5 separate regions of the Homo sapiens genome follow, and all the other regions are linked to region 5. The links are chromatin loops, found by intact Hi-C in ENCODE. Cell type or tissue: PC-9. All regions are shown on one strand. Region 1 overlaps CPNE9 (copine family member 9). Region 2 holds the start of TTLL3 (tubulin tyrosine ligase like 3). Region 3 has its middle 4.7 kb from the start of RPUSD3. Region 4 overlaps ARPC4-TTLL3 (ARPC4-TTLL3 readthrough). Region 5 holds the start of PRRT3-AS1 (PRRT3 antisense RNA 1).

The links. Peaks named below come from ENCODE experiments on the same cell type or tissue, not always from the same donor. Only the 100,000 strongest peaks of a DNase experiment are listed, where the experiment ranks them.
Region 1: a loop joins it to region 5, with 4 times the contacts of the local background. A loop is called at or near these places in 14 of 110 quality-filtered maps.
Region 2: it touches region 5 in a loop (6-fold over the local background); 7 of 110 quality-filtered maps call a loop at or near these places.
Region 3: it touches region 5 in a loop (8-fold over the local background); 39 of 110 quality-filtered maps call a loop at or near these places.
Region 4: a loop joins it to region 5, with 4 times the contacts of the local background. A loop is called at or near these places in 5 of 110 quality-filtered maps.

The regions. Positions count from the first base shown.
Region 1 is chr3:9,713,620-9,717,619 of GRCh38, reverse strand. It overlaps CPNE9 (copine family member 9), which reads right to left. Exons shown (of 21, transcript NM_153635.3): 11 at 2,665-2,706; 12 at 2,256-2,331; 13 at 2,094-2,147; 14 at 1,585-1,646; 15 at 516-562. Among named protein-coding and RNA genes, the nearest start is that of CPNE9, 12 kb to the right of the region's middle. RefSeq lists a silencer at 1,705-1,834. In PC-9, a CTCF peak has its summit at 1,650; a DNase peak (open chromatin) is centred at 1,609; H3K27me3 peaks cover 334 bases.
Region 2 is chr3:9,807,231-9,811,230 of GRCh38, reverse strand. All of the region lies in intron 4 of ARPC4-TTLL3 (ARPC4-TTLL3 readthrough), which reads right to left. It overlaps TTLL3 (tubulin tyrosine ligase like 3), which reads right to left and starts at 969. Exons shown (of 14, transcript NM_001387446.1): 1 at 837-969; 2 at 522-610. The coding sequence starts at 569. RefSeq lists a silencer at 788-1,267 and an enhancer at 1,748-1,897. In PC-9, a CTCF peak has its summit at 2,311; DNase peaks (open chromatin) are centred at 1,680 and 2,640; H3K4me3 peaks cover 1,685 bases; H3K27ac peaks cover 2,428 bases.
Region 3 is chr3:9,846,682-9,850,681 of GRCh38, reverse strand. No RefSeq gene overlaps it. Among named protein-coding and RNA genes, the nearest start is that of RPUSD3, 4.7 kb to the right of the region's middle. RefSeq lists an enhancer at 1,327-2,187. In PC-9, CTCF peaks have their summits at 1,503 and 1,704 (motif pointing left); no DNase peak of the experiment used is centred here.
Region 4 is chr3:9,825,083-9,829,082 of GRCh38, reverse strand. It overlaps ARPC4-TTLL3 (ARPC4-TTLL3 readthrough), which reads right to left. Exons shown (of 12, transcript NM_001198793.1): 9 at 3,135-3,283; 10 at 1,843-2,086; 11 at 1-123. It overlaps TTLL3 (tubulin tyrosine ligase like 3), which reads right to left. Exons shown (of 14, transcript NM_001387446.1): 9 at 3,135-3,283; 10 at 1,843-2,086; 11 at 1-123. Among named protein-coding and RNA genes, the nearest start is that of TTLL3, 17 kb to the right of the region's middle. RefSeq lists silencers at 1,615-1,684, 1,695-1,764 and enhancers at 1,398-1,898, 2,732-3,232, 3,233-3,733. In PC-9, a CTCF peak has its summit at 1,693; no DNase peak of the experiment used is centred here.
Region 5 is chr3:9,944,410-9,948,409 of GRCh38, reverse strand. It overlaps CRELD1 (CRELD disulfide isomerase 1), which reads right to left. Exons shown (of 11, transcript NM_001077415.3): 11 at 3,004-4,000. The coding sequence ends at 3,831. It overlaps PRRT3 (proline rich transmembrane protein 3), which reads left to right. Exons shown (of 4, transcript NM_207351.5): 4 at 409-2,868. The coding sequence ends at 2,183. PRRT3-AS1 (PRRT3 antisense RNA 1) reads right to left here and starts at 1,006. Exons shown (of 4, transcript NR_046734.1): 1 at 806-1,006; 2 at 230-343; 3 at 1-55. RefSeq lists enhancers at 752-1,413, 2,076-2,738. In PC-9, CTCF peaks have their summits at 1,041, 1,587 and 1,786; DNase peaks (open chromatin) are centred at 1,049 and 1,829; H3K4me3 peaks cover 2,439 bases.

The sequences.
Region 1 (4,000 bases), 230 kb after region 5:
GTATTATTTTATCCATCCGGCTAGCCAGCCCTCTCCATTCCATTCATTCCCTTGTCTATTCTCATATGGATCTATCCACTCATGCATTTCCCCTAATTACTTGTTATTTCCCCAACTTAAACTTTAGTCCATTTGTCCACCCACATACCCATCGATGCATCTACTTGTCTAACCTATTATACTCACCAACCCATGTACCCACTCCATTTGTTCATGGATCTATGCATCCATTCATGACTCACCACCTGTTCACCTCTCCATCTCTCCTTATACCCCCTTTCTCTCTCATCCATCAGCCTACTCATCCACCTGTTGAGCTATATATCCTTTCAACCCTCTATGATCCATCTACCCATCTATTTTTCTGCACTCTATTTTCCTGGCTGGGTTTTGCCTAAGTTTGGGCTTCTTGGGTAGGTAAACTCTTATCTCTAGGTAGGAATCCAGGCCAACTCCTAATGACTCCCTTAGAAGTGCCTTCCCACCTCCGACTTTTTCACTCATCCGTGTCTCACCATTGGAAGCCGTGAAGTCAATGGCTACTGTGAAGTTCAGCTGTGTCCTGTTGGGGAAGCAGATGAATTGAGAAGTGAGGAACTAATGATTATTACATCACTATTTCTCAAACAGTAATGTGCATATGGATCACGTGGGGCTCATGTTAAAATGCAGATTCTGATCCAGATGGTCTGGGTAGAGCCTAACAAACTCCCAAGTAATGCTGATGCTGCTGGCTCATGGACTACACTTTAGGTAACAGAATTAAATGCCTACTGTGTGGCAGGTGTATTATATGTCATTTAATTTAACCCTTACTATAGCCCTGAAGTAGTGATTAATATCCCCATTTGGCTGGGCGCCGTGGCTCACGCCTGTAATCAGCACTTTGGGAGGCTGAGGAGGGTGGATCACCTGAGGTCGGGAGTTTGAGACCAGCCTGACCAACATGGGGAAACCGCATCTCTACTAAAAATACAAAAAATTAGCCGGGCGTGGTGGCGCATGCCTGTAATCCCAGCTACTTGGGAGGCTGAGGCAGGAGAATTGCTTGAACCTGGGAGGCGGAGGTTGCAGTGAGCCAAGATCGCACCATTGCACTTCAGCCTGGGCAACAAGAGTGAAACGCCATCTCAAAAAAAAAAAAATCCTCATTTTACATAGGAGAAAAGTGAAGTTCAGAGAAGCAAAGTTACCTTTCCCAGGTCTGCCTGCCTCCACCAAACCAAACAGAATGTCCCCTATAGTCTGCTTGGTTGTGCCCTCTCTTCTACCTCTCCCTCTTGCCTGACTATAACTTTATTTGTGCCCCAATTAGGTTACTGGGGCCACCAGTGAAGACCACTGGTCTGGGAGCCATCTTCCCAGGAGGAGTCGAAAGCTAAGAATGAAAAGCAGCCCCATGAAGGGAACTAAGAAGAGCAGTATTTTGCATTTTACAGAGCACTTTATAGTTGGCCAAGTGTTTTAAAGTTTATCTCCATGGTCTCACTGGGCCCTGACCATTCATAAATAAGAAACCTGGGGCTCAGAACTGGGAGTAATTTATTGCCGGGCTTTCAGCCCAGAGCTTGGCCTGTGACTCACCCTCCCTTGATGTAATCAACAAAAGTGAATTCAGAGTCCACAGAGAAGGAGAGCAGCGTCACCTGTGGGACAGAATAGGCAGCCCTGGCACTTTGGAAAAGGCAGTTGGGGTGGCAGAAGGAAGTGAGGCCCATAGGGGCTTGGAAAGAGGCACGTGATGGGAGGCACATGATTCCACCCGCTCCCCCAGTCAGTCCCACCCTGTTCAACTTCTGACAGGGGAAAAGGGGAAGCTGTCAGAAACATCGTTGGATTTCCAAAAGTATATTAAATTGGGAAATACAACTTAGGTTTTTTTCTTTTATTCTGCAAAAGAGTGAAGTCAGAAAAATTTCCTGAGTGAGAAAAAAAACAAAGAAAAACTTAAGTGGTGCTCCTTGTGCCCAATATTACTATTCCAAGTAATCTGTGCCCACTGTCTTGCCCTGCCCTCGATATTTGCCATGCTGTGTCAATGGGGACAGACACGGAAGGATCCAGGGAGGGCCACGGCTCTAGGGAGCACTCACAGTTCCTGAGTTGACATATTTCTTCTTCTTACATTTCTTCCGAGGGTTAAGAACCTAAGGGGAGGAGGTAACAGTGATGATGAGAAACAAAGGAAGGGAGGTCCAGACTGAGCACACTGGGATGGAGGGCCTGGGTGACCTGGGCAGGGCTGGAATGCTCACCTCATATACTGTGAACTGGTTCTGGGCCTTGCTCAGCTCCCGGTAGCTGGTGGTGAACTCACCAATGAAATCGTGGCTGCAATGAGGTGGGCGTGGCTAAGCAGCAGGTGCTGCTGGTTTGGAACCAGAGCTGAACCCAGTCTTTTATTCCTCCTATCCTAAGCCCCTACTTAGGCTGCAGGGCAGCCTAGTGCTGGGGCCATAAGGGAGGCCAAACATAGGGGAAAAACGGGAAGAGACAGTGTCCAGAGAGACAATTGGGGGGATCAGTTGTACCCAAGACACTGGTGTTTATCATCACCTTTCCTGGCTCCTAAAGCTACTTTGGGGTTCTCAGTGAATGTACAACATATTATTGAGAACTGCTTGGGTCAAGTACAGGAGAAGGGACCATGTGGGGCAGTTCTACCTTCCATCCCGGTCCCAGTCGTACACATCAATCTTCACCGTTCTGAAATGTAGGAGATAAACATACCCTAGGTGTGTATGATAAATCCCAGAGACACCCTCATACACTTAACCACACACATATCATCTCCCCATCCACCCATCTGTCTTCCCATTAAGTTGTTCATCTTTCAACCTGCCTCCCATCCTGTCTATTCATTCATCAGTCTGTGCCTGTACCCAACCACCTACCCCTATTAATACTACTCTGGTTAGTACCACTAATACTTTTTTTGTTTGTTTGGTTGGTTTTTTTTTTTTTTTTTTTTTTTTTTTTTACCACTTTGAGCCTTATTGTATTCCAGGCATTTTTCTCAGCACATTCACAGATTGTCTCATTTAACTTAACAATCACCCTATATAAAGTAATTACTATTATTATTATTTTGGGATAAGGAAATTGAGATACAAAAAAAAAAAAGTAATTTGGCTAAGATCTCATAGCTAGTAAATGACTGAACTGAGATTTAAACCCAGGCATCCTGATTCCAAAGACTTTGTTCTTAACTGTCATGCCTAAATCATTCCATATGTCTACCTATCAGTATATCAGCCCATCCAACCATCCGTCTATCCATCTAGCTACCTATTTACCCATATATTTGCCAGTCCAATTACCTATCAGTTCATCTCTTTAGCCACCTAACTATACATCTAGCCATTCACTGACTCACTGAGGCATGCAAGCATCCATCTGTCTGTCTGTCTACCAACTATATAACATCTATCCATCTGGTTATCCATTCATCAGCATAACCATTCATCTACTCATCTATGTGCCCATCCATTCTTCCACCCTTCCACCTACCACCTATCTTTATTATTTATTTATTTATTTATTTATTGAGACGGAGTCTTGCTCTGTCGCCCAGGCTGGAGTGCAGTGGCGTGATCTCGGCTCACTGTAAGCTCCACTTCCCAGGTTCATGCCATTCTCCTGCCTCAGCCTCCTGAGTAGCTGGAACTACAGGCGCCCACCACCACGCCCGGCTAATTTTTTTTGTATTTTTAGTAGAGATGGGGTTTCACCGTGTTAGCCAGGATGGTCTCGATCTCCTGACCTCGTGATCTGCCCGTCTCGGCCTCCCAAAGTGCTGGGATTACATGTGTGAGCCACCGCGCCCGGCCCCTACCATCTGTCTTTATACTACCCATTTACTCATTCATTTGGTTGGCCTATCCATCTAATTTATACCCATCCATCAACTAATTCACCTACAAATCCATCCGTTCATCCATTTGCCATCTATTCATCTATCCAACCATCAATCCACTTGTCACTCTACCTATCTTTTTGT
Region 2 (4,000 bases), 140 kb after region 5:
AGGCTGGGCTGGAAGGGGCACGGAGAGGGTGCAGCACACTGACTGGACTCAGCCAAGGACACAGCCAAAGGAGACAGACCTGGGGAAGGGGCCAGGGGGCCACTAATGGCTGAGGAACCTTTAAAGGCCGCTGAAAAGCAGCAGCCAAAGAGGGAGAAAGGAAAACTAGGAGCGTGCAGTCAGACAGCCAAGAGGAAGGGTGTGTGGGGCAGCGGTGTCGAAAGATACAGGGTGCCCAACCGAGATCAAGACCGAAAGGCACTGCTGGGTTTGGCTCCCTGGAACTCACCAGGCACCTTGATTAGAGTGGGACATCGCAGGGAACCAGAGTGGAGGGAGCCCAGAAGTTTGGTGCTGAAGGGGTAAACGGGGAGGTAGTTGAAGATGGGTGTGGTGGTTGAGGATTTTTGCTATTGTTTTTTCTTTTGCTTTTGTTTTTTAAGGATATAAGAAAACAGCGCAGGGAGACAGGCTGAGCCGCTCCCAGGGCCCTTTCTAAGCGCCCCTGCCCCTCCTCTGACCTTGACAGCTCTCTCCACGTAGATTTTGGCGTTTCTGAGCCGGTTCATGTGAGACGCCTTGGAGGATCCTCGCCAGAGGACCGGGAAACCTGCAGAAAGATGCGGAATAGGGGCGGGGTACACTGAGGCTGGGCCTAGGGTCTCGGCCTAGGATCTTTTCTGGCCGCCCATAGCCACGCCTCTTTTCTTCCTCCTGCCTTCATCCAGATGCCCACCCTCAGCCGCTCTTCTCCCGACCCCCAGTCCCTCCACCCCAGCGTCTTGTCGTCCTCGCAGCCGCTGTAGGCCAGAGCGAGCGGGCCGCACGGGCCTCACCATCCTGCGGAGAGGGGTCGAGGACCGGGGTGTGCGGGGGGCCGAGGGGGTGGGTATCCGAGGCGCCCTGGGCGTGGGTGCCTGGGACCAGCGTCTTGAAGGCGCCGCTGAGGCGGCGCGCAGGGGCGGGGCTGCCCGCCTGGCATCTGCCGCCTGCGTGACCCTCCTCGGACTGGGCGGAGGCAGGGCCGGCCCATGGCAGCCTCCTGGGTGGACGGAACTCGGAGCGGCGCGCCGAGGGGAAACTGGTGCGTGGCTCGAGCGGCTGCGGCTTCCGCAGCCAGTTGCACACCGCGCCGCCCTCCTGGCGGTACCAGGAGGCCGAGCCCCGGCGCCCGGGCCCCAGCTCCCTCGCGCTCAGGAGCAGTGGCGCGTCGGGGCCCTGCATGCGCCCCTCGCCGCGCTCGCCCTCCCAGGGCCCCTGATCCCGCGCCCCTCCGCGTCGCCGCCTCCTCTCCCGGGAAGTTCCTGCCTAGGCTCGAGCCTTGTCCTCCGTTCCAAGCCCCGCCCCGTTTGCTATTGCCTTGGAAACCATTCCCTGGGCACCATCAGACCGCTCGGGGCTGGTTGGGGGCTGCGATGGGCCCCGGGGCAGTCGAGCGAGGGCTTCCTTATGACCTGGGGCCTCACCCAGACCCTTGATGAGCAGGGCACTGAAGGCGGAAGAGAGCACTGAGCCCCAGTTAGTTAGTGTTGCGGTTCCTTATCCAGTACTTCCTGGTGCCACCGGCCCTAGGGTTTGAGTGATTCCACAGTATTTATAGGCGCTAACAAATGGCCCCTGACCTCATGGAGCTTACTAAAAGCCCAGTGTGAGGGGAATAAAAAGCAAGTAACAAAGGAAGAGAATAGTTTACAGGTATAATAAGGGCAATGAACAAGCAGAGGTGAAACCAGGAAGGGGGCGCATTTTAGATAAAGTGGCGCATTTAAGCTGAAGGTGTAAATGCCAGGAGTCAGGAGTCACCAGGGAAAGGGGAGGAACTGCACTTCAGGGAAGGGACAGTCCCAGCAACAGCCCTGAGAAGGGTAAGAACCTCTGTGCGAACTACAAGACAGCCAGGGTGGCTGGAGCCTGGTGAGGCCAGATCAGACCTGCTGGGCCTGGCAGATGGGCCTAGGGTAAGGTCCTTAGCGAGGGCAGCATATGGGGGTAACAAGAAGGTGCAGAGCACACCCTCCCCAGAAACTGGAAATGGAAAAACAATCATTTGAGTCAACTGCGAAAGAAATGTAATAGTTCACAACAGTTATGCCTGGCCCCCAGGCTAAGACTGTAAGCAACCTTTTTGGAAGCACTGGCAAAATATTATCCTCAAAAGTCACAGGGGAGGTAAGGCTCCAAGATGTTAAACAATTTGCCTCAAATCACAGAGCAGAGGCAGCACTGGAACCCAGGTCTGACTCCAAAGCCTGTCTCTTAAACACCTGTTATCACTCAGGTTGCCTGCCAGTCACAGAAGGACCACACAGGGACAGTTTGAGAGGCAAACTCTAGCAGTGCCCCCGCAGGCAGAGTCGAAGAGTGTCCTGGTAAGAGCCCAGCTTTGTCAGTCACTGGGTAGATGTGCTCTTAAGAGTGAAGGTGGATCCCCCACCTTCCTGTCCAGCTGACCCCAACTCCCCTTTAGCTGATGGCTGGACTTCCCGAAAAGCATGCCCCCCAGGAAAGGTGATTTAGGGAATTTGGACCCTGGGAGAGAGATACATGACAAATGAGGTTTGTGGCTGGCTCACCCAGGCAATGCTGTCCTGTGAGGGTTGTTGAGTGACCAGCTGCTATATCCTATTAGTCACCCAGTTTCACTGTGAGCACCTTTAACATTCACTGCAAAGCTAGAACATAGCCATGTGCCCTGGAGGAGGGAACACCTAATTCAGAGGGGTGGCGAGGTAGGTCACAGAGGTAATGTCATAAAGGAGATGATAGCACTTTGGGAGGCTGAGGCGGGGGGATCACCCAAGGCAGCCGAGGCAACATAGTGAGACCTAAAAAAAAACAAAAACCAAAAACAAAAAAATTAGCTGGGCGTGGTGGCACAGGCCTGTGGTCCCAGCTACTCAGGAAGCTGAGGTGGGAGAATCACTTGAGCCTGGGGAAGCTGAGGCTGCAGTGAGCCATGCTTGCGCCACTGCACTCCAGCCTGGGTAACAAAGCGAGACCCTGTCTCAAAAATGAAAAAAAAAAAGGGGGGGGGAGGAGGGGGGCAATAGCTGTTCCAAGTTGCCCTTACCCCCTCCTCCCTTTAACATCACCTTGTCCACCCCATCAGAAGAAACCCCTCTGGCCATCTGGAGGAATCCCTTTTGAAAGCTCAGCTCAAAGGTTCACCCTTCTTGAAGCTTACCCTGACACCCACTCCTATATTTACCCCTTGGCCCCCAGACTTCCAATATTAAATATGAAACACTTCAGTGAACCTTTTACACACCCAGCCCTTTTCCTGGACCTCCAAGCCTCAAGGCAAGGATAAACATCATGAACACTGGAAATTATTCAACAGCCCAGCCACTGGGCTGGTGGAAAAAATATAGTTCAGTCAGTACCTGTGTAGCAGCGACCGTATCAGATTGTTTATATTCATTATCTCCACTTCATAGACTAAGAAACTGAGACACAAAATAGAAGTAACTTAGCCAAATCTGGCAAGAAGAATCAGGACTCAAACACAAGGGTCTTTTGTCTTTTTACTTCAAGGTGTTACTAAGGTCTAGTACTATCCAATGGAACTTTCTGCAATGATGGGAATCTCTATGTATGTGTTGTATATGCTGTATGTCTATATATGCTGTTATATATGGTACAGTCACTGGTAGCTGTTAAGTTGCCAGTGGGACTGGGGAACTGGATTTTAAACTTTATTTAATTGTAATAATTAAAATTTAAATAGCCACTTGTGGATGGTGATTACTGTTTTGGCACAGGCAAAAGTCTACTCTCTTGCTCACTGGCTAGATTTGGGGCAAGCTATTACATCTCATGTTTGGAACCTCAGTTTCCTTATCCACCAAATGGGAGCACTGTTTCTCTGAGGTTACTTTTTAGCCCAAGTAAGTTCCTTATGTGAAAAGCACCAAAGCTCTGTATAGGCAGACAGAGCAGTTTCAGAAATTAATGGTGCCTGGACTGCAATGAATGGAGTCTCTGGGTTGGGACCCCTGGC
Region 3 (4,000 bases), 98 kb after region 5:
AGGAGTGTACCACTCCTCAGATGCAACTTAATCTAGCACTCTATACTTTAAATTTTTTAAACATTTATAGAAATCAGACTACTACTTCTGCAGAACAACATCTTACTGGTAAAAAGAACAGCCCACATGAAGGAAAACTGATTTGGTGGAAAGATAATAAAAATAAGACATGGGAAATAGGGAAGGTGGTGACGTGGGGGAGAGGTTTTGCTTGTGTTTCACCAGGAGAAAATCAGCTTCCTGTTTGGATACCCACTAGACATTTGAAGTTCTACAATGAATCCATCAGAGATGCAAAGAAAAGCGCCTCCACGGACATGGAAACACCAGTCACATGGATGGATAATCCTATTGAAGTATATGTTAATGATAGTGTATGGGGTACCTGGCCCCACAGATGATCGCTGCCCTGCCAAACCTGAGGAAGAAGGGATTATGATAAATATTTCCACTGGGTATCGTTATCCTCCTATTTGCCTAGGGAGAGCACCAGGATGCTTAATGCCTGCAGTCCAAAATTGGTTGTTAGAAGTACCTACTGTCAGTCCCATCAGTAGATTCACTTATCACACGGTAAGCAGGATGTCACTCAGGCCACGGGTAAATAATTTACAAGACTTTTCTTATCAAAGATCATTAAAATTTAGACCTAAAGGGAAACCTTGCCCCAAGAAAATTCCCAAAGGATCAAAAAATACAGAAGCTTTAGTTTGGGAAGAATGTGTGGCCAATAGTGCGGTAATATTACAAAACAATGAATTTGGAACTATTATAGATTGGGCACCTTGAGGTCAATTCTACCACAATTGCTCAGGGCAAACTCAGTCATGTCCCAGGGCACAAGTGAGTCCAGCTGTTGAAAGTGACTTAACAGAAAGTTTAGACAAACATAAGCATAAAAAATTACAGTCTTTCTATCCCTGGGAATGGGGAGAAAAAGGAATCTCTACCCCAAGACCAAAAATAATAAGTCCTGTTTCTGGTCCTGAACATCCAGAATTATGGAGGCTTACTGTAGCCTCATACCACATTAGGATTTGGTCTGGAAATCAAACTTTAGAAACAAGAGATCATCAGCCGTTTTATACTATCGACCTAAATTCCAGTCTAACGGTTCCTTTACAAAGTTGTGTAAAGCCCCCTTATATGCTAGTTGTAGGAAATATAGTTATTAAACCAGACTCTCAAACTATAACCTGTAAAAAGTAGATAGTTTACTTGCATTGATTCGACTTTTAATCGGCAGCACCGTATTCTGCTGGTGAGAGCAAGAGAGGGCGTGTGGATCCCTGTGTCCATGGACCGACCGTGGGAGGCCTCGCCATCCGTCCATATTTTGACTGAATATTAAAAGCCATTTTAAATAGATCCAAAAGATTCATTTTTACTTTAATTACAGTGCTTATGGGATTAATTGCAGTCACAGCTACGGCTGCTGTGGCAGGAGTTGCGCTGCACTCTTCTGTTCAGTCAGTAAACTTTGTTAATGATTGGCAAAAAAATGCTACAAGATTGTGGAATTCACAATCTGGTATTGATCAAAAATTGGCAAATCAAATTAATGATTTTAGACAAACTGTCATTTGGATGGGAGACAGGCTCATGAGCTTAGAACATCGTTTCCAGTTACAATGTGACTGGAATATGTCAGATTTTTGTATTACACCCCAAGTTGTAATGAGTCTGAGCATCACTGGGACATGGTTAGACGCCATCTACAGGCAAGAGAAGATAATCTCACTTTAGACATTTCCAAATTAAAAGAACAAATTTTCAAAACATCAAAAGCCCATTTAAATTTGGTGCCAGGAACTGAGGCAATCGCAGGAGTTGCTGATGGCCTCACAAATCTTAACCCTGTCACTTGGGTTAAGACGATTGGAAGTACTACGATTATAAATTTCATATTAATCCTTGTGTGCCTGTTTTGTCTGTTGTTCAAGTCTGCAGGTGTACCCAACAGCTCTGAAGAGACAGCGACCATCAAGAACGGGCCATGATGATGATGGCAGTTTTGTCGAAAAGAAAAGGGGGAAATGTGGGGAAAAGAGAGATCAGATTGTTACTGTGTCGTGTAGAAATAAGTAGACATAGGAGACTCCATTTTGCTCTGTACTAAGAAAAATTATTCTGCCTTGAGATGCTGTTAATCTATAACCTTACCCCCAACCCCGTGCTCTCTGAAACATGTGCTGTGTCCACTCAGGGTTAAATGGATTAAGGGCGGTGCAAGATGTGCTTTGTTCAACAGATGCTTGAAGGCAGCATGCTTGTTAAGAATCATCACCACTCCCTAATCTCAAGTACCCAGGGACACAAACACTGCGGAAGGCCGCAGGGTCCTCTGCCTGGGAAAGCCAGGTATTGTCCAAGGTTTCTCCCCATGTGATAGTCTGAAATATGGCCTCGTGGGAAGGGAAAGACCTGACCGTCCCCCAGCCCGACACCTGTAAAGGGTCTGTGCTGAGGAGGATTAGTAAAAGAGGAAGGCATGCCTCTTTGCAGTTGAGACAAGAGGAAGGCATCTGTCTCCTGCCCGTCCCCGGGCAATGGAATGTCCCCTGGGCAATGGAATGTCTCGGTATAAAACCCGATTGTATGTTCCATCTACTGAGATAGGGGAAAACCGCCTTAGGGCTGGAGGTGGGACATGCGGGCAACAATACTGCTCTGTAAGGCATTGAGATGTTTTATGTGTATGCATATCTAAAGCACAGCACTTAATTCTTTACCTTGTCCATGATGCAGAGACCTTTGTTCACGTGTTTATCTGCTGACCTTCTCTCCACTATTATCCTATGACCCTGCCACATCCCCCTCTCCGAGAAACACCCAAGAATGATCAATAAATACTAAGGGAACTCAGAGGCTGGCGGGATCCTCCATATGCTGAACGCTGGTCCCCTGGGCCCCCTTATTTCTTTCTCTATACTTTGTCTCTGTGTCTTTTTCTTTTCCAAGTCTCTCGTTCCACCTAACAAGAAACACCCACAGGTGTGGAGGGACAACCCACCCCTTCAGAAAGTAATAGTTTATTTCATTTATTTATATTTTTTCTCTCCTTTTCACAGGTGTTGAACAGTTTATTTTACTAATGCATGTGGTTTACCCCAACACATCCCAAATATCATGATTCCAACATGTGGTGTTGGCTGCATTTTCAGAGCTTGCAGTCATACGTCTTAGTCTGTTGGGGCTGCTGTGACAAAATACTGTAAATTGGGTCTCTCTAACAACAGCAATATAATGTTCACAGTTCTGGAGGCTGGCAGTCCAAGATCAGCTGGCATACAGGGTGTCTGGTGAGGGCCCACTTTCTGGGTCATGCCTGCCATCTTCCCACTGTGGTCACATGGCGGAAGGGGCGAGGGAGCTCTCTGGGGCCTCTTGTATAAGGGCGCTAATCCCAACCACAAGGGCCCCACCCTCATGACCCCATCACCTCCCAAAGATGCCACCTCCAGATGCCATCACCTTGGGGATGAGGTGTCAACACATGAGTTTGGGGGGACACAGACATTTGTTCATGTGGTAAGTGGCTCCAATGCTGGCCTGCCTCTGAGGCCTGGCCTCCTGGTGGAGGGCCGTGCAGGCACAGGGCTCTCGTGCACTGGGGTCCCCGGGGACACCTCCCACCCCTGCCCAGGCTCTACTTGGGAGTTGGCAGGTGCTGAGTCCTCTTGTGACCTTCTTAAGAAAGTCCCTCCTGGCCAGGTTCAGTGGCTCATGACAGTAATCCCAGCACTTTAGGAGGCCGAGTCGGGTGGATAACTTGAGGCCAGGAGTTCAAGACCAGCTTGGTCAACATGGTGAACCCCTTTCTCTACTGAAAATACAAAACTTAGCAGGGTGTGGTGGCAGGCGCCTGTAATCTCTGTTACTTGGGAGGCTGCAGCTAGAGAATCGCTTCAACCCAGAAGGCAGAGGTTGTAGCGAGCCGAGATCACGCCATTGTACTCCAGCCTGGGCAACAGAGCAAGACTCTGTCTCAAAAAAAAAA
Region 4 (4,000 bases), 120 kb after region 5:
ATCTCCTGCAGGTGGGCCTGGAACCTCTGGCTAGACCACATGTTGTCTGGCGGAAGCAGTGGATGCCGATGGCATGAGTTCTCCAGGTGCTTCTGGATGGAGTTGTTGCACAGGTGCACTGAGCTGGGGCAGAGAACAGAAAACTGAGGTCCAGGCCCTTGTGTCTCTCCCATCCAAACTCAGGGAGGACAGGCAAGTCCTGGAAGCAGCCCTGGGCCACCCTGCACTATTCAACTTGAGATGGGGCCCTACTGGGAAGGACAAAAAGGACAGAGGCCTGGGCCCCACCACATTCTTCTAGGGCCAGAACCACTCTTATCTCTCAGGGCTGCTCTGAGGGCGCTAGTTACGGGGGCCGCAGTAGTAAGTGCTTTGTGCATAGTCTCAGTTAACCATCCCAGTGTCTGGAAGATAAGAGGGTGGGTAAGGGTATGGCCCCGTCATCGCCAGGACGTGTTCAAGCGCCATCTCCACACTAGTTGTGAGACCTTAGGGAAGTCATCTAACCTGTGTGCTCTTCACATCTGCAAAATGGGGGTAGTAACAGTACCCACTTCACTGTTTTTTATATTTTTCTTCAGACCTGGTGAACAAGAAGTATGCACTGGGTTCTTATTAAGAATGAGATCATGTATACAAAGTGCTCAGCACTATCACATATGAAGCACTCAATAATTGATAGCTATGAATTTCATACTACTGCCTCCATTCTTCAGATGTGGAAACCAAGGCTTAAATAGGTTTTCACATGACCAGATTCAAACAACTTGGAAGCTGCAGAGACAGAATTGGAATTCAGGCTTTAACAAGGCTTTCTCTCACCCTAGAAGTTAACACGACATCTTAGTTTTCAAAACTCCTGACCTCCTTTCCCCTGCTCTACATTTGCTTCCCTTTTTCCCCCAACGACAAATATAATCTTTTTTTTTTTTTTTTTTTTTGAGACAGATCCTTGATCTGTCACCCAGGCTGGAGTGCAATGGCACGATCTCAGTTCACTGCAACCTCCACCTCCCAGGTTCAAGCAATTCTCCTGTCACGGCCTCCCGAGTAGCTGGGACTACTGGCGCCCGCCAACACGCCCGGCTAATTTTTATATTTTTAGTAGAGACGGGGTTTCGCTATATTGGTCAGGCTGGTCTCGAACTCCTGACCTCAGGTGATCCACCCACCTCGGCCTCCCAAAGTGCTTGGATTACAGGCATGAGCCACTGCGCCTGGCCCAAATAATCTTTTAACCTGTTAGATAATTTCACTTGTGTTCTTGCTTGCCTGTTTCTCCCTGCTAGAATGTAAGCCCTTGAGAGCTGGGATCTTGTTTTGTTCACTGCTATACCCCAAGTGCCCAGAACAGTGCATGGCACAAGGTACACACTCGGTCAAATCTGTTGGAGGGGCCAGGCATAGTGTAATCCCAGCACTTTGGGAAGCCAAGGTGGGATGATCGCTTGAGCCCAGGAGTTTGAGACCAACCTGGGCAACATAGTGAGACCCCATGTCTACATTAAAAAACTTAAAAATCAGCTGTGGTACATGCCTGTGGTCTCAGACACTTGGGAGGCTGAGGAGGAAGGATTGCTTGAGCACAGGAAGTCAAGGCTACAGTGAGCCGTGACCATGCCACTGCACTCCAGCCTAGGTAACAGAGTGAGACCGCCCCCTGTCTGTTAAAAAAAAATCTGTTGGATGCAAGGACAGCTGGCAGGATGAGGGCCTGCCTGCCTGCAGTCTGTGTGTGGAGCCTAGCGCTGCTGCGCGAGTCCCCTGCACTGTAATCGCCTGTTTGCTTGCCAGCTCCCCAACTAGGCAGGGAGCTCGTGGGAGGCGAGCAGAGGGGCTCACTTGTCCAGGTTCTTCAGGGAGAAGGGCTGCGTGGAAAAGCGGATATAGCTGTCGCGGTAGAACCACACGGTAAGTGGGTTCCAGTCAGTTACCAGGAACCACTGTCTGAGGTCAAACTTGGTGCCAAAGATGAGGAGGGGCCGCTCAATATACTTCTGCACCACCCACTTGCCGTCCTTCATCACCACGGGGTTGCCGTTCACCAGCTTCAGCATCTCCTCCAGGTGGTCCATGCACATGATGCCTACGGGGGAAGAGGGCAGTCAGGGATTGGAAGGTCAGGCGTGGGCCAGGAGAAGGGCCAGCTTGTCATGAGCTCTTGTCCCCTCGGAGCTGATAGGGCTGAGTGGGTAAGGCTGTCTCCCTCAATCAGAACCCAGTTCCCTTTGGGAAAGCCAGGAATTTGCTAAGGATTTTAAATTTTTCCTAATTAACCAGTTTTGTTTGATTAAACAGGAATACATACATGGATACAAATTTAAAGTGCTGGACTTTTTTTTTTTTTTTTTTTTTTTGAGACAGCCCTGTCACCTAGGCTGGAGTGCAGTGGCACGAGCTCAGCTCACTGCAACCTCCGCCTCCCGGGTTCAAGTGATTCTCCTGCCTCAGCCTCCCGAGTAGCTGGGATTATGGGTGCCTGCCACCACACGTGGCCAATTTTTGTATTTTTAGTAGAGACAGGGTTTCACCATGTTGGCCAGGCTGGTCTCCAACTCCTGACCTCAAGTGATCCACCCGCCTCGGCCTCCCAGACTGCTGGGATTACAAGCATGAGCCACTGTACCTGGCCAGTGTTGGGGGCTTTTTTAAAGTATGTGCACCTATTACGTTCCTACCAATAATAAATAGACTATAAAACAAAACAAAAATTAGGCAGTACGAAAGGGCATACAATAAAAAATGTATCTCCTTGTCTAGAGGCAGCCAACTGCTGCTTCCAGGACCTTATGGATATCCTTCTGGATCATGTGAAAGCCTACACGTGCCTCCGTTTCCCAGGATTGCATAAATTGAAGCACGTTGAGGATTTGGAATAGTGCTTTAGCTGCATGACTGCATTTAATCCTCACCTCACAGGAGGTATTATCATCCTCCTCATGTCACAGATGAGGGAACTGAGGTTCAGGGAGGCGCTAAAACCTGCTCAAGGTCACGAAGCACATTAGTAGCAGAGCTAGGACTCAAACCCAGGCAATTTGGCTTCAATAGACCTGCACTATTAACTTCCTTGGCCTCTACTGGTAGATGCAGGTGGTGAGGTGCCAGTGCAGGAAGCAGGAGCTGACCCCCACCTCGTCCGCGGGACTTGGCTCCTGGCTTCACGATCCAGATGTTGCGATCCCCTTCCATGTCTATCTGGGGTACCACGGCCTGCAGCTGCTGCAGGATGTCCTCACAGCGCTGGACCTGAGTGTCGAGGTGCCTGAGTTCTGCCCCTTCGCTGTGGGGAAATGATAGAACTTGGGCAGGGCTGGACCTGGGACATGCAGGTGGAGAGGGCAGGGGGAGATATATTCCACCATCCCCCGCCGTCATCCAGGCAGCCTTGGTCACGCCCTCCCTGCAGATATCCATAGGTCCCTCCCAAGCCTCCGGCCCCACCTTCAAGCCACCCCGGAAATCCTAACCTGCCCAGACTACACAAATGGGAAAGGCTGATAAAATTCCATTAACTGCAAACCACCCCCTACTCCAACACTCCACCTGTGCCACCCCCTTCCTATTACATTAAAACTGTCTTTGACAGAATTTAATCATTCCAGTTCCTAATGATAAAGCACCACTATGTGCCAGGCATTGTGACAAGGGCTTTCCATATATTTTCACGAATGCCCTCAAGGCCCTGCCAGGGAAGTATTACTAGTACCCACCCCCTACCCCCCGACTTTTTTTTTTTTTTTTTGAGACAGGGTCTTGGTCTGTCACCCAGGCTGAAGTGCAGTGGTGAAATCACGGCTCAGTGCAGCCAGGAACTCCTAGGTCCAAGTTTCAGCCTCCCAAGTAGTTGGAATTACAGGCATACGCCACCACACCCAAGCTAATTTTTATTTTTTGCAGAGATGGGTCTTATTATGTTACCCAGGCTAGTCTTGAACTCCTGGCCTCAGGCCATCCTCCTGTTCAGCCTCCCAAAATGCTGGGATTGCAGGCATGAGCT
Region 5 (4,000 bases):
TGCAGTAAGCCCACATTGCACCACTGCACACCAGCCTGGATGACAGAGTGAGAACCTGTCAAAAGAAAAAAAGAAAAAAATTCCAATGCCCAAGCCACGTCCCAAGAAATTCTTATTCCTTGGTCTCCAGAAGATTCTAATATGCAGCCCATGTGTCGAACTGCTGGGGTACTACCTCCCTGATAGTAGCATTAATGAAAATGATAGCTGACATCCATTTAGCACTTACTGGGTGTTGGGCACCGGGCTAAACATTTCATCTTCTTCACAACGCAATGAGGCAGGTGCTGTTATCTCCATTTTGCAGATTTGTTTGGAAAAGTTAAATGACTTGCCAACCACACTAGAGGGTGATACAAAATCAAAAGCACTTTTCAAATGGCTATTTTAATATTGTTATAATTGCAGATGAAGCCGAGGAGTGGCCGGGGCGCCCCCAAAGCCATCCCCCAGCACCCCCAGTCCAGGCCCCCTCGACGTCACGCCGGGGCCTCATTCGAGTCACCACGCAGCGAGCCCTGGGCCAGCCTCCCCCTCCGGAGCCCACCGCCAGCTCCATGGCTTCAGCCCCAGCCTCCAGCCCCCCAGCCAACGCCACTGCACCCCCGCTACGCTGGGGCCCCCTTCGGCGGGTCCTGAGCTTCTCCTGGGAGCTGCACGTCTACGGGGTGGGGGTACTCTTTCTGCTGCCCGCGTTGTTGGCGCTGGCTGCGCTGGCAGCCGCCCCAGCAGGGCCCCGGCTGGCATTGGTGGCCGCGGTGCTGGTGCTCGTGGCTTCGGCGCTGCGATCCGCCTACATGCTTACCGACCCTTACGGCTCGCAGGCGCGGCTGGGCGTTCGCGGGGGCCTGGTGCTCTACAACCTGCCCTTCCCCTTGCTGCTTACGGCGCTGGCAGCCCTGACTCTGCTCGGCCTGGGCGCGGGGCTGCCGCCACCGCTGCAAAACCCACTCCTGCTGGGAGCAGTGGCGCTGGTGCATGGTGTAGGGTTGCTCGCGACAGACCTGCTGTCCACATGGTCTGTGCTCAACCTCCTGACGCAGGGCTTGTCGTGCGCCTGGGGCGCGGCCGTGGCTCTGGGCACGCTCTGCCTGTGCCGTCGCCGCCTGCTGGACGGCCCACGGGGCTGGGATGCCAGCCCGGGCCCTCGGCTGTTGGCTGTGGCGGGCGCGCTGGGGCTGCTGGCTAGCGGCTTGCAGCTGGCGGCTGCGCTCTGGCTGTACCCGGGCCCAGGCCGCGTGGGCCGCTTCTCGTGGGCCTGGTGGGGTGTCCACTTCTGGCTGCGCCTCCTGGAGCTGACATGGGCGCTCGCCCTGGCGTTGGCCGCGGTGGCTGCCGCGAGACCCAGGCCGCCCACGGAGCACGCTTGCTGGGCTAAGCTGATGCGTCTGGCGTGCCCGGCGCCGTCAGGAAAGAGCGAGGTGCCGGAGCGACCCAATAACTGCTATGCAGGGCCCAGCAACGTTGGTGCAGGCAGCTTGGACATCAGCAAGAGCCTCATCCGCAACCCGGCGGAGAGTGGGCAGCTGGCCACGCCCAGTTCAGGCGCCTGGGGCTCGGCTGCGTCGTTGGGTCGCGGACCCCAGGGTGGCCCGGGACTGTCCCGCAACGGTGTGGGACCGGCGCCATCGCTGAGCGAGCTGGATCTGCGGCCGCCATCGCCCATCAACCTGAGCCGCAGCATCGACGCCGCGCTCTTCCGCGAGCACCTAGTGCGAGACAGTGTGTTCCAGCGCTGCGGCCTCCGCGGCCTGGCCTCCCCGCCGCCTGGAGGCGCTCTGCGGCCGCGCCGGGGCAGCCATCCCAAAGCCGAGCTCGACGACGCTGGCTCCTCGCTCCTCCGCGGCCGCTGCAGGTCGCTCAGCGACGTGCGCGTGCGCGGGCCGGTCCCACAGCACGTAGTGGAAGCACCCGACGGGGCAGCCGCTGCGGCTTCTGGCAGCTCCCTCGACAGCTTCTCCAGGGGTTCACTCAAGATCAGTTGGAACCCCTGGCGCCACGGGCTGTCATCAGTGGACAGTCTGCCCCTAGATGAGTTGCCCAGCACGGTACAGCTACTGCCTGCCCCGACCCCAGCCCCTGATTCTACCGCCGCTCGGCAGGGGGACGGCCAGGGAGAGGTCCAGCCGCGCGGCAAGCCTGGGGAATCCCGCAGCGCCTCCAGTGATACCATCGAGCTTTGAAGAGCGGTCCTGACGCAGGGCCAGGACCCTGCCCGATGCCCACATGGCATGGCCTACTGGGACAGTTGAGCCTTTAAAAAATGGGCATCCTGGCCAGGCGCGGTGGCTCACGCCAGGAATCCCAGCACTTTGGGAGGCCGAGGTGGGTGGAACACGAGGTCAGGAGTTCGAGATCAGCCTCCTGGTCTCGAACATAGCGAAACCCTCGTCTCTACTAAAAATACAAAAAAATTAGCCAGGTGGCACACGCCTGTAGTCCCAGCTACTCGGGAGGCTGAGGCGGGAGAATTGCTTGAACAGGGAGGCAGAGGTTGCAGTGAGCCGAGACCACGCCATTGCACTCCAGCCTGGGTGACAAGAGTGAGACTCCGTCTCAAAAAAAAAAAAAAAAAAAAAAAAAAAAAAGGCATCCCCAGGCCTCTCTACCTGACGGCAACCCCCGGGGGACAGCCAGGTTTGAACTCACCCCACCCCCATGCCGTTTTTTGCTTTTAATATTTCTATTTTTTTTTCAGCCGGCATTTTGCACAGAGGCCGTGTCTTATGCGGAATACAGGGTGGGTGTGCATGGATTCGGGCATGAAGAACAGGGAGCAGGTGCCCCAGACTCCCCAACGTGGAGTGATGAGCCTCGCTTGTCTAGATTGTCCTCTTTGTGCCAAAGAAATAAACCCTTAGGACTTGGCTCATGCTTCCCTCTGGCCATGCCAGGATCCTGTACTCATAGGAGGAAGGAGAGACTGGAGGCCCTGCCTCCCAGTCATTCTAAGTCCTGTGTATTGGACGGAGAGCAGGACTCCGAGGAAAGGTTGCTTGAGGCTTGGAGGCTCTGGTCATAATGGCGACCACACTTTTATTGAATATCTGTTGTGTACTGTCCAGGTCTTCACATTTGTCACCTCATTTAATTCTCATGTTAAGCCTGAGTGGAAAGCATTATGAAGCCCATTTGAGGAAAGAGAAGAGTGAAGTTCAGAGGCAAAAGTCATCTGTCCAGGGTCCTTTGCCAAATGACAGCTGGCATGGAACCCTCCTAAGGCTGATTCCTCTATCCTCCTTCTCCTAACAGCACTTCAGGGGCAACCTTCTCCTCTATCTTTTCTCCACTCACCATCAAAGAAGCCCTCAATTTCCCAGGATTCTAGGACATTTCCCTAAGGTGGGGGTGGTGGGACAGGTAGTAAGACTGATGCCTTTTAACTTTCCAAGACCTTTCTTTATTTCCTGAGATGAATAAATAAGTGGCAATGGGGTGTGGGGATGTGGTGAACACAGAACAGGAACTGGCAGCATGCAGCTGGCAGGAGGGAGCTGTGATGGCCCCACCCCTGTGAGGACCACCTAATCCTAAGCAGGGGCCAAAGCTCTAGCAGCCACCATTAAGGAAAAACTTTTGAAATTCACACATTGTGAAGCCTGCCAGTCCCCGCCAGGTGAAGAGCTCATGGTATCCACCTTCAGGGCTACTTTTTACCCCAGGGGCCTTGTCTGCCCGGGCCTGGGTACCTGGGCTGCTCTGTAAGGCAGGTAGGGGTGCTTACCCCACTCTCAAAAATAAACCAAGCTGTCCTGAGTGTCCAGCAGGAGGGCAGCCCAAGCTCTGGGGGCAGCGTGGGTGGGAGGAGGTCCTACAGGTGGTGGCCGCGATTATCTGCCCTTGATGAAGCCCTCCAGCACACGGTCACTGCGCTCTGACAACCAGTAGCCAGTCATGGCCGCCACAGCCCCAATGAAGATGGCGGTGAACACCAAGTCGCCCTTAGCAGCCAGCGTGGCCAGTGCACAGATGATGATGCCAAAGAACATCTGCTGCAGCA